Regions from separate parts of the Mus musculus genome. Here region 1 is linked to region 2. A link is a loop called in an ENCODE intact Hi-C map of the cell type or tissue named here. Cell type or tissue: left cerebral cortex. All regions are shown on one strand.

What was found. A loop is a pair of places that touch in the nucleus more often than their neighbours do. Peaks named below come from ENCODE experiments on the same cell type or tissue, not always from the same donor. Only the 100,000 strongest peaks of a DNase experiment are listed, where the experiment ranks them.
Region 1: a loop joins it to region 2, with 1.9 times the contacts of the local background. A loop is called at or near these places in 12 of 42 quality-filtered maps.

What each region holds. Positions count from the first base shown.
Region 1 is chr2:32,197,763-32,200,262 of GRCm38, forward strand. It overlaps Prrc2b (proline-rich coiled-coil 2B), which reads left to right. Exons shown (of 32, transcript NM_001159634.1): 10 at 1,239-1,329. Among named protein-coding and RNA genes, the nearest start is that of Gm22192, 23 kb to the right of the region's middle. In left cerebral cortex, a CTCF peak has its summit at 1,399; DNase peaks (open chromatin) are centred at 661 and 1,454.
Region 2 is chr2:32,149,623-32,152,122 of GRCm38, forward strand. It overlaps Prrc2b (proline-rich coiled-coil 2B), which reads left to right and starts at 1,526. Exons shown (of 32, transcript NM_001159634.1): 1 at 1,526-1,669. In left cerebral cortex, a CTCF peak has its summit at 1,357 (motif pointing right); DNase peaks (open chromatin) are centred at 1,279, 1,550, 1,813 and 2,348; H3K4me3 peaks cover 1,652 bases; H3K27ac peaks cover 1,618 bases.

The DNA.
Region 1 (2,500 bases), 48 kb after region 2:
TGTTGACCTAGGATTTTCTGTGTGAATTCCTGTGTCACCTGTAAATGACGATACTTTGGTTTTATGGGGCTGGAGCGCAATCCCAGGACCTGCTCGTGCTGTGCGGGTGCTCTGCCACTCAGTTACAGTGCTGCTCCTTTAAAAAGCAGCTTCACAAGCCTGGGGTGGTGGCTGCACGAGCCTTTAGTCCCGCCCGGCACTTGGGAGGTGGGTCTAGCCTGGTCTACACTGAGAGTTCCAGGACAGCTAGGCCTACATAGTGAGACTCTGTTCCAAAAAAAATAGACAGGCATAAAATTGTCTTACATGAATTAGATTTCTTTTCCTGGGGTTTTGGGGATGGAACCCAGGGCTTCAGGCATGCTAAGCAGTGCTTCAGTGTGAGATGCACCCCAGCTGTCTTTTCTGCCAGTTTTTATGGCTTTTTCTTGTTGTATGCTGTGGTGTTTCTAGAGTAGTGCTAAGGTCGTGTGTCACCCAGAGGAGTGATGCTAACTCTCAGGACAGTGACATCCCCTTGTGGTTCTAGTTTGCTGAGCATTTGTGGGTTTTGTTTTGTGAGTCTCCGTGGGTAAGTGGGTAGACCCCGTGCACATTTTCATGGGACTTCCCTTCTCTGTTTTGACAGCACGGCACATGCATGGCCTTCTGTGTGCTCAGATTCAGTTTGCTAGTGTCTTGATAACATTGCAGACATCTGTGTGGGTGGAGGCCTTTACTTTTATGTGTGTGTGTGTGCACGCGCATGTGTATATGGGAGAGCGTGTGAACATCTCCCCAGTCACCCACACTCATTTACAACCCAATAATATTGGGTGCTGTAAGGACCCACCACCACGTTTTGTCCGTCAGTTATGGACACTTTTTCTGCCTGTGCCAGTCAGGATGTGGGGCACGGGACACCAGCAGTCTCTGACAGAGTGTATGTGCAGCAGAGGTAGGCCCCATCTGCTTTCCTTTTCTTTTGCCTTGAATTCGAGTTTTCAGGCTGGTTGTGGGGTGCATACCTGTAAACCCAGCACCCGAAGAACTCAAAAACCATGAGTTTGGGGGCTATATAAGGAGGGTGTCTTCAATTTTTTCTCCTGACTTAACACTGTGTGTGGGAGGGTTAGTATTGCCCGGCTCATCGCTGTTACCTAGGGCTCTCTTAGGAGTTGCAATTGGGCAGGGTAAGCAGCCCCTGGGCTCAGATGGGGCACCACAGTGATGCACTGGAGCTGTCCTTGCCGTTGCAGGCCTCCACGAGGAAGTGGACTATTCCGAGAAACTGAAGTTCAGTGATGATGAAGATGAGGAGGATGTTGTGAAGGATGGCCGGTCAAAGTGGTGAGTCCCCTCTCTCCAGTTCCTAGCGTGGGGCTCTCAGCCCCACACAGGCTTGTTAGTGCTGCTGCCTGGCGGACACTGTGCTAGGAGCAGTTCCTGGTTTCCATAGCAGCGGGAATGAGGCCCATTCAAGACAGCATGCAGGAACCGGTCAGCATGCATCAAGGCTCGACTGTCTGCTCCTTAAATGTCTGCACGTAATTTCCCACTGATGGTCGCAGGTGTGGCACCCTGTAAAGCTTTTGTGGGATACCACTGAAGGCTCATCTTTGTTAAGCACAAACTCTCAGAGGCCAGCCTCTTCAGCAGTGCACTGCAGCCGTGCTGCAGGTGTGTGCACACCAGGTTGCCTGCATTCACTCTGCCTCCCCCCCCCCTCTCTCTCATCCTTTCCACTGGACTAATTTTACTTAATGCTCTTTGGAAAATCCGACATTGTACTAGAATTCCCTTACGATTTTATTTTTATTGTTTTAAAATTGTGTGTGCGTGTGTGTGCCTGCGAGATTGCAGGTGCCTGCAGAGGACACAGGCATCGGGACCCTGGGGCTGGAGTGTCAGGTGATTGTGATTAACCAGAGGCATCTCCCCATGGCTGTTTTTATCTTAACATCAGCAGTGGTTTCTGGCTTGGCATTTTGGGTGTCAATATCCGCAGCACATCTTGCTCCCAGAGTGCACTTGGAGCTTTGAGGTCTCCTCTGACAGCTTCCATATTGTTTATGCATGATTGGCCCACAGGGGTCAGTCAGTGTGTCTCCTTCCCTTTGGCCTGCCTCCTATGGTGTGTCCTTCACGCAGCCCTCCTTGTCTCCTAAGATCCCACTTTGGTTCTGGGAGGCCAAGACCATTTCTCAAAGGTCAAGTCAGAAGTCATTAATATTCTTTTCCTTTTTTTTTCTTTTTCCTGTTTAAATTTGAGACAGTGTTTTTCCCTGTAGCCCTGGCTGTCCTGGAACTCACTCTGTAGACCAGGCTGGCCTTGAACTCAGCGTTTGCCTGCCTCTGTGTGCTAGCAGCCTGGTTGGCAACTGTCTCCTTTTCTACACTGGTGGGCTTCCTATATCCACCGTGGCGATTGTTTAGTGTCTTCCTTTTGCTCTGTTGTAGAGCCTTGTTGGGCACCTGCCCTAGGCTTGGCCAAGGAGGGAAATGGCAGGGAGCCTGGAGG
Region 2 (2,500 bases):
TTCTTGAATGTTATTTTTAATTGCTAGGATATCTGGAATAGATAAGGAGAACCTAGCACTGCACAGTAACCTCGAAGGGAGCCAGTCTCTCTCCCAGGCCTTTTGTTCTGCATTCACACGAATACACACCCAAGTGGGGTGGTTTATGTCATGTTTTAAAAAGGGTGAAGTGGCCGGGCAGTGGTGGTGCAAGCCTTTAATTCCAGCACTTGGGAGACAGAGGCAGGCAGATTTCTGAGTTTGAGGGCAGCCTGGTCTACAGAGTGAGTTCCAGGACAGCCAGGGATACACAGAGAAACCCTGTCTTGAAAAACAAAACAAAATAAAACAACAACAAAAAAAGGTGAAGTGTCTATACGGTGCACTTGTTATGGAAGGGAGACCTTGCTGTGGAATGGTGCAACGAACCACTTCTGCCGTACCACTTCTGCCGTACCACTTCTGCCGTACCACTTCTGCGTGTTTCCTGCATGTATCTTGCCACTGGGATCCCCCTCTCCCTCCACACATTCTAACAGGTCAGGACTGTCAGGCTGTCAGGTTTGTCTGTCAAGAGGCTCTAGAGCTCTGGGGGTGGTGGGAGCAGGATCCAAGTTCAGTCCCTCTTCTGAGCCCCCCTCCCTCTCAGGTCTGCATCCCCTGCCTTTTAGGGTGCTGAGTCCTCCCCATTCTCCCCACCCTTTTGCATTCTCACCCCAGAGCTCTCCCTGGGGTCCCCTCCCAGTCTATGTCTGCTTCTTTCAAGAGCCCCTCCCCCACCCATGGAGGAGGCCTTCTCCATGGGTGGGGGTGGTCTTCAACCAGATCCACTCTCCGTTGAGATTCCTCTTCACCAGGAGCCTCTCTCCATGAAGACCCCTCTGATTTGGGACCCCATCTCCATCCATGTATCTTGCTACTGGGATCCCCCTCTCCCCCCAGTTCCTTTACTTTTTCTCCATTTGAGCCGTCCTCTCCATTGCAGCCTCTTTGCACCAGGGCTTCCTCCTTCTCCTGGTTCCTTTCCACCTAGGCCCCTTCTCCATCAAAGTCCCTCTCCACCAAGGCCTCTTCTCCATCAAGGTCCCTCTCCACCAAGGCCTCTTCTCCATCAAGGTCTCTCTCCACCTAGGCCCCTTCTCCATCAAGGTCCCTCTCCACCTAGGCCCCTTCTTCATCAAGGTCTTTCCATTTGGGCCCCTTCTCCACCTCGGCCTCCTCTCCACGTAAGCCCCTTGTCCATCAAGGTCCCTCTCCACCGCGTCCCCTCTCCAGCCGAGCCTCCTCTCCATCTAGGTCCCTCTCTTCCGCAGCCCCTCTGCACCGCGGCCCAGCTCGCTCCCCGCGCTCTCCCTCCTCCTCTCCCCCGCCCTCCCTCCCGGGACAGGGGCGACGCAGCAGGGGGCGCTGCGCGGGCCACCGTGCGGGCGGCGGGCGGGGGCGGCGCGGAGGCGGAGGCGGCGGCGGCGGGGGGCGGGGAGCCGAGCGCGGGCGGGAGGCGGCGGCGAGCCACAGCGCCGAGGCTCCAGCGAGCGCCGAGGAGCGGGAGGAGGAGGAGGAGGCAGAGGCAGGAGCGCAGAGCGCCGAGCCCCGCGCCGCCGCCGCGCAATCCGCCGCCATCCGCCGCCCCCGCGCCCGGCCGCCGCCCGACCGCCATCGCCCGGGCCCGTCGCGCGCGGACGCAGACCAGGTGGGCCGGGGCCGGGGCCAGGGCAGAGGCCGGGGTTGCGCTTTGTCTCCGCGGCGGTGCGCTGCGGCGGGCGCGGGGCTGCGGCCTGGGCGGCCTGCTCGGCGCTCCCCAGCTCGCCATTGTTGTGTCTTCGCGGCCAGGGCGGGAGGACGGCGGGCCGAGCGGGGCTGGGCAAGGCTCGGGGTCGGGATCGAGCCCGAGGGCTCTCCTGCGCCCGGGGACGGCGGCCTTGTCGGCCGGGGTGGGGGACGCGGGACCCCGAGGCCGCCCGGAACCGCAGGCCGAGCGCCGCCCCGGCTCGGGTGGGTTCGGCTGAGGGAAGCGGGGTGGTGTTTTCACGGCACCCGGAGCCGCTGCTAAAAATGTTTAATGATAAACAGGATGTCGCTGCTCGGGGCCTGCCAGATTGATTTTTTTGTTTGTTTCTTTTTCTTCGTCTACCTTTTAAGAGAGAAATGCAGACCTATTGAGATAGATGGTGGGCCTCTCTGGAGAGGATCTGCCTGCATAAAAGTGGACGCTGCTGCTTTCCTTTCTTCTTTGTAAATATCGTGGGGGGATGAAGCCCACTGTTAGGCAAGAATAGGTGTCGCCCCCCTTCCCCAGGCAATGGTGAGCTTGAAGGAAGTGGGAGAAGGGGGGCGCCGATGCTCTCCGGAGTGTGTCATTTGCTAAATGGCTGCCTGGGAGAAACCTTTATAAAGCTGTCTTTTGCAGGGTAGTTAAATTTCACCTACGTTTTTTCTTTCCTGGAAAGGTTAGCGTGTATTTCGGTGTGTTGTCTGTTTGCGTTGTATATCTCACTTGGGTTTTCTGTCCGTCTGTCTGAAG